Linked DNA regions of Homo sapiens: region 2 is linked to region 1. A link is a contact called in ENCODE Hi-C data. All regions are on one chromosome and are shown on one strand. The core of a region is the stretch at or near the end of the contact, and the rest is flanking DNA. Distances in the headings are between cores, read along the strand shown. Region 1 overlaps LOC105373454 (a long non-coding RNA gene). Region 2 overlaps LINC01376 (long intergenic non-protein coding RNA 1376).

Region 1 (6,937 bases), core at 1,120-3,619:
AAAATCCAATCTAATTGCAGGCATGTGACCTGATGATACCACCAATGTTATCATGATGGCATTTGTTGAATACTCACCATTTCTCGAGGACTCCAGTCAGCTCTAACACTCAGCAGCCTCTGCCTTCTACTCTTCTCTGAAATGACCAGAGACTAGGTGCAAGAAATAGTGCTGGGCACCAGTGCTGGTGAGCTAGGCTTGCATCTGTCTGGCTTTCCATATTCTAGGAGCTCAGAGCTGGAGGTGATGGGAGTGGGGTGGGCTGTGATACAAATTAGAAGACTATAAGGGCTGCCTCAGTTAGCACAGCAGGACTTTCAGAGGAGGTCAGAGCTGCTCCAGAGACTGGAACTTGGTGTTTGACAGAGGCTGATATAACTAATGTGCATTGACTTTGAAACAGAGTTCCCTGAATTAAAATTCTGGTTCTGCCACTAACTCCATATGAGGTCAAGGAAACTCCTTACTCTATTTCATTTACTTTAAAGCCACATTCTTTTCCCTATATTTTAAAATCTCTGAAATTCTGATATGCCTTATTAACAGTAGTAGCATCTTACAGTTATAATTGGCAGGCTTTTTTTTTTTTATTTCCTTAGGTGGCAGTACCATCTTAGTCAACTCAAGTTACTATAACAAAATGTCATAAACTGAAAGGCTTATAAACAGTAGGAATTTACTTTTCACAGTTCTGAGGGCTGGAATCTGAGATCAGGGTGTCCACATGGTTGGGTTCTTGTGAGGGCTCTACTCCAGATTGCACACAGCTGACTTCTGCTTGTATCCTTACATGATAGAAAGAGCACTAGCTAGCTCTCCAGCCTCTTCTTATAAGGGCACTAATCCCATTCATCAGGGCTACACCCTTTTGACCTAATTACCTGCTGGAGATTCCCACCTTCCACCAGATTGGGATTGGAATTTCAACATACGAATTTTTGGGGAAAACAAACATTCAGTCCATAGCACATGCCTTACAACTGTCAAATCCATTTAAGTTTAGCCTGAGGCTGCCTCCATAACTTGGTCCCTATATAACAAACTGCAATGTTATTTAGGAGTAAAACAAACAGCTCAGTTTCAGCCAATCACAGGCAGCCAACTCATCACACCATGCCCAAATAAGGCAGATACCTAGTAGTAACCAATCAAGTGATTTCTCTACTTGGCTTCTCTGTGTACCCTACAAAAGCTCCTGTTCACATTGCTGGGCAGAGGTCCCTCAACCTCTTCTGGTTCTGAGTGCTGCACGATTCATAAATCATTCTTTGCTCAAATAAAAGACTGCTAAATTTAATTTGCTAGCTGAGTGCAGTGGTTCACACCTGTAATCCTAACACTTTGGGAGGCTGAGGCGAGAGGATTACTTGAGGCCAGGAGTTTGAGAGCAGCCTGGGCAACACAGGGAGGCCCCATCTCTACAAAAAATATAAGAATTAGCCAGGTGTAGTGACACGTGGGGAGGATTGCTTGAGCCCGGGGGGTGGAAGCTGCAGTAAGCCATCATCATGGCACCAAATTCCATCCTGGGCGATAGAGTAAAACCCTGTCTCAAAGGAACATAAATGAATTTCATTTGCTAAATGTTTTCTATTAACACAACCAATGGCAATTTAGGTTTGGCAACATTATTGGTATTTATGATATTTTGTTTAGATGGACATATAGAAACCTGCTCAGAAATTTACTGCAAAGGTTAAATTAGATAACATTTTTAAAAACTTAGAAAAGTATCAGATATATAAGAATTGCCTCAAATGGTAAATGTAGATATTAAATAACTCCCCCTCTTGGCCACCTGACCCAGGCAGGATTGTCCCCAGTTCTTGGCTCACAAGGATTACCTGGGAAAGTAGAATAATAAAAATAGCGACTATTCACAATTGCTTATTTGTTGCCAGACAGTGCGCTCATTGACTTTATGAGCTTTATTCCACTTTCTCTTCACAAACCTCTTAGGATTCTATTATCTGCTTACCTGTCTAAGATCACACAGTTAATAGGAACACTCCATCTTGAATTGTTTCTTCATGACACCAAATTCATGCTTTTCACTATCAACTAGATGAGTACAAGTTGATTACTGCAAGCCCTGAAAACTCCAGGAATTATTCTATAGTCAGTATAGCAGACCTCTTCCTCTGGGCTCTACTATGTGTGGATAATGGACTTTTCTACCCAGCCTAGGAAACTGGATTAATATACTGGAGCAAAATCTCAGAAGCTGGTTGAGAACTACCCAGGTAATACAGCAAAGAATCTGCAAAGATGCCTAACTCTGACTCAACCCAAGATCATTCCTAGCTTCTGGTGCAAAGCTCCAACTATGACAACTTCAAGTAGAAGAAAAGGGGGGTGGGGAAACACCATCAGGGTCTTGTTACAACGGTTTGAACTCAAGCAATCTCACGATGGCTTCTCTGGGCCAAGGCCAACCGCAATGGTGTGTTCCTCACAAGTAGTCTTTTCCCATTTCTTGGACTCCCTGAGGTGTATTCAATAATGCACTCCTCATTCTGAAGCAGATGGAAAAGCGTTTAAAAAGGTGCCAGGTTTATTTATGGAAGCATGAGATTGAATTTAAGAGATGCTCTTTGCCAATATGAAATGTGAACTCTCAAAACAGGAAGTGTGCTTTACTGCCTATTTATTTTACTGCCGTATCAGCTGCCCAGAGCTGAAGAATCCTTCCTCTCAGGAATTATTTATTTTCTAACTTCTGAACCAAAACATCTTGACCATCAAAACTCAAGCTCCTTCCTGCCAGATTCCCAACTACAAACATGTGCCTCTCTGTCTTTCAGAGTGGATCTATCGAGGGTTTCCGTGAAAAACATTTTGAACTCATATTTTGTCCTGAATCTTCATTTTTATGTCCATGGAGAAGTTTCAAACAAATTAAGTCAAACTACAAAACATAATAAAAATTTTAAGTACCTTTTAGAATAATGCAGGGATTCTTGAATTTGCTCATGTATCCTAAGATACCCAATAGTTAATATTCTGTCATCATTTAATTGGTGAGAAGACGTTAATTGTTAAGAAAATGATTAATCATTTGAACTTATCACTATTACTTATGGTAATAAGGAAGAAGTCAACCATACTTTAGTGTGTTGTGCACTACCCAGTTCTCCTCCTGCACTGATAGTTTCACAACTTTGCAGAGTTGAAAGTTACTACTCTAGTCTTCATTAAATAGGCCCAAAATAATTTGCTAGAAACAGTTTTTAATATAAGTAGAAATAGCCTAACATATATGAAAGCACTAAACTGGAACTCAGAAAACTTGTTCTTATTCCAGGATCTATAGATTTCAGCCCTGGTGTGAGCATTTGTGCAAACTTCCCCTCTAAATGCCAGGTCTTCAAGGAGGCACAAGAGATATACATAAATAAAAAACAGGCTATGGGGAGAAGTGAATAATATAACAAAGGACAGAGCTGCTGTGTTAGAGTTCTTTTGGCTTTGAGGAGGAACCATCCCAGTCCAGTCCACAGTGAATACTTGTAAATAGATATGTTTTCACACATGGGCTTTACCTACAAACTTCAAATCCTTGAAACTCTAGGCAGAAGATATGTTACAATGGCGCCACCTTCTGGATACTGTCCAAAACACATATTTTCTTCATATTTTTCTCCCACTCAGAATTCCTCAATGGCTCCCTATTGTTGACAGAAGAGTCTAAAATCTTCAGCATTCAAGGCCTTTTATAATCTAGCACAAGTTTATGTTCAGGTCTCATCTACTGACACTCTACATGGGTAATCTGTGCTACTCGCCAGAATAAATTCAGAATTGTCTGCATTCTAATGTTCAAACCTAGCATTAATTCAATGCAGTTAAGCCAGAGAGAAACACAAAGCAGTTTAGGGGATTCAGGGCCAGAGTCTCAGTTCGAAAATGGCTAGCAGGTATGGGATGTCCCCATACCTACATTATGCAGGTCACTCAGTGCTCACAACAAGACAGCTCTTCTCTGTGGCTATTTAGAGGTTTAAATAGAAGCAAAGTTAGCCATAGATAAAACAGATTAAAGGACATAAGTACACACAAAAAATGTACATAATAAAAATAAATATAAGGAAACAGATGGCTAAATTCACAGATGATCAAAAATGCATGGTAAAGTCAAGCAATATTATGTTTGTCCATCAAACTTGTAAAGATTCTTTTCACACTGATGGTGATGCCATGTTGGTAAGGGCCCAGGAAATAGGCAACCTCATCAACTTCTGCAAGGCAGCATTGCTGGAGGGCAATCTGCAAACATTCAGCACAAGCTGAGAACTGTCCTTACATTATAATCCTGAAATTCTATTTTAAAACTTTACTTTAGGATATTATCATAGTTTTATACTAAGAAATATCTACTGGAATGGTAATTATCACTGCAACATTAATTATTATAGAGAAAACGTTGAAATAAGTTGCACGGCTAACCATAGGAGATTTAATATATTCATATAATAAATTTAAATAGTCATTAAAACTGTTATTATGGCAAAAGTGTCCATTACATGTCTATTGTTCATATTATGCTATTAAATGAAAAACAGATTAAAATCCAATGTATTCTGTCTGATTCTATTTTTGTTTTTTAAAATGCGTGCATAGAACGATAATCAGAATTACTACACAAGATCAGTGGTGTCTTATTCAGGTGGCAGCAGTATAAATTATTTTAGTTTTATTCTTTCTCAAATTTTAAAATGTATTATAATAAATCATATATTTCTTTTATAATCATACTAGTTTTAAGAAAGAAAATGATAATAAAAACCCAATAAAAGCAAGATGTCTATTAAGTGGTATCTGTATATAATATTCAATTTAACTGAATTCCGCTTGTCATGATTTTTGGTTTTGGTCAGTGCCTACCACAGCTCAAAGTCTCTGGGATACCTAATATTTCCTTCTTCACTACATCCAATGTGGGTGTGGGTGTGGTGAAATGGTACCTGAACAATAGCAAGTAAACCCTGTAACTGAACAAAGCCTTCTGCAAAGCAACATACACGCTTGTATAAAGAGCCAGAAAAATAGTTATGTGTTTGCACCTGATAATTCCATTATAAGGGGATTCCATTCTGACATAATTACCTTGAAAGAAGGCAAATATCCATGCTCAAAAATACTTATTGCTGAGTTATCATTAATAATGAAAAATTTGGAAACAATCTAAATATCCAGTAATAGGTAAATGGTTAAGTAGATCCAATGGAAACTGAAGTACTAATTAAAATAACTCTTATGGAAATGACATAGCAGGATGATATATGCCCATGGCATAATGTTAAGTGAAAATAAGTAGAACAAAATGCAGTTGGCTTCCTCTGATTATGAGTACGTAAAAATAAGTCTGCATGCAAAGAAAGAGGAGATGAAAATATGTAAAGAGAAGACATAACAATCAAAATTGTCTTGCATTTCATTGTTTTTCTTCTCGAAATGAAAGTCAGCTACGCTCTTTTTAGGTACTAAATCCCTGCCTCAAATGAGTGGCTAGAATGAAAATCCACAGTTGCCCAGTGCCATGAAAAATTATGAGAATCTGAAGGTTCGAGCAACAGCAGAAACACTTTGTGTCCACGACAGCTTCCTAAACAAGTCTGCTCAAGGAAAAACTCCATTCTCTGGTGGGTTTTTCAAAGGATGAGATTTGTCTGCTCAAACAAACTATTTTTTAACTCTGATGTCACAGAACAATATATAGGGCTCTAACCTTTATTCTACACCCGAATTGATTCAATGACTAGAGATTTTATAGCAGGAACTTGGATCTTCAGTTTATATAACTTAATCCCTTTGTAATTTTCTCTTATACAGAGACACCCTATTTTGGAGAGCAATGGACAAACCCTCCCTAAGTGACCCAGGGCATCCAGATCCAAACAAGGAAAGAGATTTAAAGAAAGAGACAAATTAGCCTTTAATAGAAGGAGGAATGAGCCAGCTCAGTGCCGCATTCTCTGGAACAGCAGATCCTCTAAGGACGTGGCTCCGCTCTCAAGGAGGTTGGCCTGGCAACTCATTTACACACTCCACTTGGGGGAAATTCTTTTCAGCACTAGCCAACATGCCGACCCAGGCTCCTTTGCCGAGCAGCCTTGAAAGCTTGCACACATTTAGAGAAAATACTTTCAAATGACTCTGGAGTTCTGCTTTATGTTTCATATTCCTTTGAACTTATTACCTCTTTACAATGTCTTGGACTATTAGTTTGGGAACATTTAAAGTTAATGACTATATGGAAAGTAAAACAACACTTTGATGTTGCCCAAGTCATTCATTTCTCTTTCATACACAGGAGGTTATAGAAGGGCTGGGTGATGCCAGACCAAGCCATTTCAGGAATAAATAACGTATTTGGGGGTCTATATAGATTGTTGCTCACGGGAAAATGAGAATAGATCAGCTCTGGAATGTCTAAGGGAACCAAGGCCATGATTAATGAGGGTCAACTTTAAAACCAGAGCACACACAGATAGGATTACTTCACACAGAGAGCAGAGTCTGTCTGACCCAGGCTACCCTAATGCAATCTCCTGAGGCACATCATTCACAAATCTTGCTGGTTTCAGGGATACACTGACAGTAAAAGAGATACAGAGAGAACTTCCTTTGGCCATAGGGAGACAGGACCAAAGTGCCATAAATGCAATGATGATGGCTATTAAGGCAAGTTGGTAAGTATTTCTAGAAGTTCAAAGTTGAAGTTTTGGTAAAGCACAGTATACTCTTGCAGATGCTAGTCATTGCTGCTACTTTTTTTTTTTACTTGTTTGTTTCTTATTTCTACAGATAAGAGCCTGGAAGCTGTTGTGAGATAGAGTTTCCTGTGGTATGTAAGACACTTAGAAGTGGAAATAGAGTCACAGGACCAGAGAGCCAAAAGAAGGGGGAGACCTGCTCATACTAGATTTCTTAGATG
Region 2 (6,937 bases), core at 1,734-4,233, 550 kb before region 1:
CTATTTGTCTTACAGACAAGTAGAAGCTCCCTACCGCATACCCAACACCGCATATGTGCACAGAGGTGCACAAACGCAAAGGTGCAGACACACATGCATACATGCACATATTCACATATGGAGCTCCCACTCCAAGACTGAGCTACCTCCCTTGCCCACTGTTCTTAAGCTCCTATGCTGTATCAAAGGAGAAGAAACTGATGTTTCAAGCTTGTTGAATTCTAACTCATCAAAATAGTTTGGGTTACCCCCTGTGCTACTTTACAAGGCACTTAGGCATTTTTTCATGGGGTTGGGAAATCATGTTTCATCAGTAATAAACAGGATCAACCCCCAAAGACTGAAGCTCAATTTCAAGCTCAGAACCCAGGAGGTCAGAGTGGATTCTATCACAGAAAATCACAAACTCCCTTTCCTCAGCAAAGCAAAACATATTCTGGGAGAAAGAGAGGAGGCTTAAAGTCAGGCACAGCAGTTTCTAATATTTTTCCACTTGACTTTTCTTAATTAGTGTTGACTAGCTTAATGAAGCAATTAAGGGGCTTATTTGCTTTTTAAAATCACATGTGAAATTTAAGAAACCTTGAAATAGAAGAAATATTTGTCCCCAAGATCTTACCCCACAAGGGATATCAGTTTGAATATTCTCCAACCACTAGAAAGTGAGAACAACCGACCCTGTTCTCCAAATGAGGCCCAAGCAAAACAGAAATCGCAGTAGCCGACTCTGCATGTAGAAATCCTCAGTAAGTGAATGGCTGCTTTTCAGATGTTATTTCTGAGACTTCCATGAAAACAACAATGATAATTAGCTTTTGATAATAAAGACATCTACCACTTATTGATTAATTATGAACTAACAATTGTGCTGCAGACACAATTAGATTATTTTAATATTTTCGTATATTATTTCAATTTAAATCTGTAAATTTTCCCTCCTCTTTTTACTAGAGTAAGAAAATAACGATTCACAGAGGGTGAATGGCATGGCCAGGGTCACACACCTGTCAGGACCTCGATTGAAACTTTTCTCATTCAGACACATGGTTTTCCCATGACATTTCACTTTCTTCCCTTGTGATAATTCTAAACCAGGGGAATTGTGGCTTAAGCACACCAAAGATCATTAAATAACTAAATTTGTGTGTGCATGTTTACACCTATATTTATATAAATAGCATATATAATAGTAAAAATTACATTATTTTAAATAATTATATCTAATTATCTGTATGACAAATAAGCCCCTAATAGATGGTATATTAATCATATGTTTATAGTTTTTTAAGTGATTTACATGTAATGATAAGCCTACATATCACAATTTGTAATTGATATAAACATAAATTGATAATAGTACAAATACATATACAATATATTAAATGTGATATGTATGTGACATATACGTGAGGCATACAAATCCATAATATGTAATACAGGCCATAATATAACATGACATATAAAACATATAATACATAATATTGTGATATATGTAATGTGTTTGTATAAAATACACAATACATGATATATAATACATGGAAATTATGTCTTTAATAATTGTGTATAATTACAGTATTATCAGAAATTTTGATAGAGGGTTAACGATTAGATTATTTTATATTTATTTTAATAAATATATCCTTAGAGGACATATTTATTTATTTTAATAACTATATCCTTAGAGGACAATATTCTATATTACAATATAACTCAATCAATAAATTTGATTATTAACTAATAATATTATGGAGTAATTAACTGGACTATCCAGAGTTTAATGTGTGCATCTGGCCATACACAAGTTCACATTTATTGCCTACCATGTGCTAGAAACAGTGCAAAGCACTTTACATATCACCTTTTTAAACCTTCCCACAAACCAGCAAGGTAGGTACCATTCACTGAAAAGAAATTGAGGCATATATCAGTTAAATATTCTTTTTTTTTTGTTTTTCCTTTAGGGGCACAGAGCTAGCAAAAGAGCCAGGAATCAACCCTTATTTTGTCTTATTCCAAATGATATAGTGTTTGTATTCTACCAAGTCAGATAAGTAGGTGGAGAAAAGACAAAGTGACAAAACACAGGAGGGACAAAGAGATTATGCCTTCATGCTTCCCTGCTCCTTGAAAATGTAGTATATGCCAAGTTTTCATTGATTCAGTGGGTAAGGCAAGGGACACTGGCCTGGTGCCAGTTCAACCACTCTTTCAGTCTCTTGTTTATTCAACAAGCTGTTCCACTGGGTCCTGGGGAAGAGGGAATTATTTGGGGTGGCAGCCCATGGCATATGTCCTGATGCAGCCCATGGCATATGTCCAAGCCCCTCCCAGTGTGACACTCTTGTGACCAGGGTCCATATGCTCATGGCACTCCCTTGGACTTGGCTATTTTTTTGTTGCCTCTGGGACTGCAGGCTAAATACTTGGCACTGAAAACATTGCCAGCAGCAGGACAGTTTGGGAGTACATCCCACATGGGCACTGAGTCAACAGTGCCAACAGGAGGAAAACATATGAGCCCGGGGAGATTTCTTAACTATCTGCCCAGTGGGGGAAATTGTTTATTTTCTACATATCTCCCAAAGAACCCATTTATGAGCTCCATTTGTGACTTCAAACAGGTAAGTTGGCAGAGACATGGCAGTGAAGATAAGATGATGACTAATTAATAGTCTTGCAACAGGTTTCAACACCCAGATCTACAACTACCATTATTTTTTTTCTTAACCACTAACATTTATTTTCAAATACAAACATGCTTCTAAGTATTTTTCTTAATACAGATAATAGTTTTATCTTGTTCCTGGCACGATTTCCTCTTCCCGATAGGGTTATAAATAGGGTATTCCATTTGGCAAGGGTCTTGTCCGTGGCATTGGAGAGACGATTCTATAGTTACTGTAACAAAACAGCACATAGTTGGCATATTTCTCCCCAAACTTTCCTAACATTTACACTGCCATCTGCATACTTTTCACTTGACTTCACTCTGAAAATTGACTGTTCCTCTGATACATACCAGAGACTTGGCTACTTGGACATTTGGAAAAAAAATAAAAGGAGCAAAACATGAAAAAGGAAGCATTCTTCCCATTTCTGATCCCAGGCATTCAATACTTGTAATAGTACAGTAGTTTGTAAGAGTGGTTTAAGGTAGCTTCCTTTAAGGTCAATTTTAATTTTAAGATTTTAGGATTCTGTGAATGAAGGGATAATTCATGAATATACTAATATCGATAACTGCTTTATTTTCCTGAGTTTATATGGCTAATTGCCTATATTCAAATATATATGTAGAAAAATGTGGGAGCAGTATGTGTGTGTAAGAAAACTCAAAAATGGGTCTTAAAAACACAATAAAGTTAAAATGGAAGATCCAGACCTAAAACCCTTTCCAAAGTTCTGCTCCCAACATTTCAAGTAAGTGTTAGATAATGCAAATTAGTTTTTAAGAGGATTAAGATGTTAGAACATAATATCTCTGGAAGTTCAAGGATTTCCATTGTTGTGAGACAAAAAATGCATAAGAATACAAATCTCCATAGTTTCGTCTTCCAGATAACCTGATAACCCCCACCAGTTGGGCTTCACTTTCTTTTCAGGTTTAAAAAAAGGAGGGGGAAGGTTTTGGTAATAGCTGCAGGAGTTATTGATGAATTGAGGATTCTCCAAAATGAGACTTTTAGAGAGATAGAATACACATAGCCCTTGCCTGAAGAACTGGATAAATCCACCCTGTCTTCATCAAACATGGTTAGCCCAGGCATCATTTGAATGAATGCGAAGGGAAAACTAACTTCTCGATGTTTTTTCTTGAAACTCTGCCTGTGCATTTGCTCATGTCATATGAGCACATAGAAGAGAAGCCAGGTCACTGAGTGAATATTGGCCCATAACACATTTTATGGAAGGCTATTTGGTGCCTAGTCACCCCCAGAATGTCTTCATATGAGGATTTACTGAGCCAAAAACAATTTAAGATTTATTTGAGAAGTCACCCAAGTGATGAGTCCATTTGTGGATACAAAGATATTAGTGATTAGAATGGTTGCATTGGAGATGAGAAGTTTCATTGCTGTTGCTGCTGTTGTTTTATTCTTTTTCTATGCTCTTATGCAAAATACTGTAGGAAAATAATTTTTTAACCAAGTTTAATGTGAGATTTTACTTGTGATTTTGATATTTTGATCCCAAGCCTTTGGGTAATCAAATACTTACAGTTGGAGAAGTCAAATTTTCTGTTTTTATTTTAACAATCGTTTTAGCTTATTGAATGAAGGAGTGGACACTGGCTAACTTTACAGAATATTTTATCCATAATTAAGAAATGAAGCTGAAATAAGAACATTGTTTCTCATGGGTTTAAAATAATACAGATAATGTATTTTAATTCCAAGTGCTTTGGAGATAAAAATTTGAGGGAGAATAAACCAGTACACACCTGCACACACACGCACACACACACACTCACACACACATTTACACACATATAGAAAAAAATACATTTTTAAGGCTTACCTACTTACATATATTGTGTTTAAATGAACATCCACTACATCCAACTCTTGTCGCTCTCATCCATCTTAGATATTTAATTTAACTATAACATTAACAGAGAGCTATGGTTGAGTTTGTAAGAAAATATCACATGCACAACATATATTTCTGTAAGGCATGATGCTGGGTTCTGGATGTTGACTGAGAGAAGAAAGAATGGACATCATTTTGACATTGGAAAAATTCATAAATTTGGTGGAGAACAAACATCTGTCATACAAGCTAAATGAGCATAAGTTGCATTTTAAACTCAGCAGTTCACAAATTTATCAGTCACAACCTTGGCATCTTCTTTGATTCCAACTTCCAATTAATCTATCTTATACTTTTCTCACCTTGGCCTCTCCAAATTATCTCAGTTCCTCTCCCCAGTCAGTCAGTGTCTACTTCCTGTGGGTAGATCTACAATTCTGTAATAACCTGTCACTCTATAATTCAAGTCTCTCTTGATTGGCACTGCCCAAAATGGTAGCCCCTAGCCACATCTGGCTTTTACATTAATATTAAAATTAAGTTAAACTTTCAGTTTTTTATTCAAACCAGTCACCTTTCAAGTGCCCAATAGCCACATATGACCCATGGCTGCTGTTGGTGGATGATGCTGGTATTTCTACTGGCTCAGAAAGCTCTGAGCTAGATCTGCGCTAAAGCAGTTTAAAGCTCGCTTGCCAGGCTCTGCTCCCTGTGGTTTCCTCAGGCAAGCGAGCCTCCAATAAGTTAAATTTTCATTGTTTTCTGCATATATTCTGAGCTTCATTGACTTGGGGGCTTTGCTATTTCCAAAGCTTCAAGAGTTCTTTTGAAATCCTGTTGTCATTCAAGGCCTAGAATAAAGAATTCTTTCCCCTTCTTTTAAGAAGCCTTTTCTAATCTTCCCAGTGAGAGCTTTGACTCCTCTGGAATCTGAGAGCACACTTTGTGTCTCAGCTGTGCTTCACTCAGAGCTCTGCTTCAGTGACAAGAGCTGGATGCAATGAATGTCCAGTCTTTCAAACACAGCATATGTGAGCAGATAAGCCTTAAAAAATTGTGAACTGCTGAGTTCAAAATGTAAGTCTTCAGAGGAATTTTTTTTTTTTTTGCTCCAGTAGCTGGTGATGCTATTTTTTTGAGGTCAGGGGAAGCATGAAATTTTCATATTTCATGACCTCTGGTTTTTCTTCTTCGTGTGTTTTATTTTACTTATTTATTTTTTAAAGTTTTGAGGACATTAAAGAGAAAATAAAAGAATAAAAAGGGGAGAAGGACACAATTGGTGACAAAATCTGAAGGTGAAAAGGGAGAAATAGAGTTACATCAACCATATATGAGGGAAGGATGGGGTTGCTGCACATTGTAGAATAAAGTCCTATAATTAAATTCTTTTTCTGCCAATTTGCTTTCTGGATCTATGTGAGTGAATTACTGTCACTAAACCTGTCATTTGTTTTTGTTTTATTTTATCTATAGAATAAAAATAGTAATGCTCACCACATAGGTTGTTGTAAATATCCCTTAAGGTAATATATGTAAAAGTCCCTCTTAAAAAAAAAAACAAAATGTCTCATACAAATGTGAGTGGTTGTTTACAGCAAGCTTCCAGAAAAGGAGGGTTTGGAATGGGGAGAAACACATGTTCTCCTGTCCCTTCACAAACCCACTTTCTTCTGACAAAGCTCTGCCGACTGATAAAGTTCCAGTAGGCTCTTTGTGAGCTATCCAGGGGGTTCTCTTTTTATCTCACAGAAATATTTATGTATCTACAAATTTCTATAATTTTTTTATTCCACCCTCCTTGGGATGTAGTTATGACTGTTGAATATTTACTTTTCAGACATTCCTTCTCCCTTTGAAGAAATCCACAAAAGAAAAAGCAAAATACTGACAAGTTTTCAAAGCCATGATTTACAGGAATGAATTCTGAAAAGCAAGTGGCTAACATCCGAGTTCATCATCAAATAATATTTCTAAAGCACCCTCTAGTGTCTGGCCCCAAGCCAGATGATTCAACGCCTGGAGAAGCTACAGACTTTTTAAAAGTAAAATAGACTCATGTCTGCTCATGAGAAGCAAGTCAGCGTCATTTAGGATGCCTTAGGAATGTCTCTCTAAATAAGGATTAAAAATGGATTGCTGTAGAAAAAGTAATACAAGTACAAACACTAATAATATTGAATGCAATTTAAATTCCATTTTAAAATAGATAATAGGGTTTAAAATAACATGTTGAAAATTACACTGGAATTAGCAAAATTTAAAATCTTAGGAAGAAAAATCCTAATTTGTATGTGAAAATGTTTTGAACTGAGGAAAATTAAGACTAGCAAGAGTAGATAGGGGTTGTCTAGTAGGAATGTTAGACCCATCAGCCATCTGATTATGCTGCGACTGATACTAGCGT

Evidence for each region. Hi-C counts contacts between places; a loop is a spot of excess contacts on that map. Pooled maps may share reads with other maps.
Region 2: a map of PC-3 shows a loop between it and region 1 (4-fold over the local background). The contact joins two enhancer-like sites. A Hi-C loop is called at or near these places in 2 of 168 maps with a recorded cell type or tissue (PC-3 and heart right ventricle) and 2 of 50 pooled maps.

Annotation. Positions count from the first base shown.
Region 1 is chr2:18,432,288-18,439,224 of GRCh38, reverse strand. The region is part of intron 4 of LOC105373454 (a long non-coding RNA gene); the gene reads right to left. Among named protein-coding and RNA genes, the nearest start is that of RDH14, 120 kb to the left of the region's middle. Within about 2 kb of position 2,369, at least 4 of the 41 ENCODE cell types and tissues checked have a DNase peak (open chromatin) inside an H3K27ac peak, as active enhancers do.
Region 2 is chr2:18,987,302-18,994,238 of GRCh38, reverse strand. LINC01376 (long intergenic non-protein coding RNA 1376) reads left to right here. Exons shown (of 4, transcript NR_135287.1): 4 at 6,371-6,937. The region is part of intron 5 of LOC105373456 (a long non-coding RNA gene); the gene reads right to left. Among named protein-coding and RNA genes, the nearest start is that of LINC01376, 36 kb to the left of the region's middle. Within about 2 kb of position 2,983, at least 13 of the 41 ENCODE cell types and tissues checked have a DNase peak (open chromatin) inside an H3K27ac peak, as active enhancers do.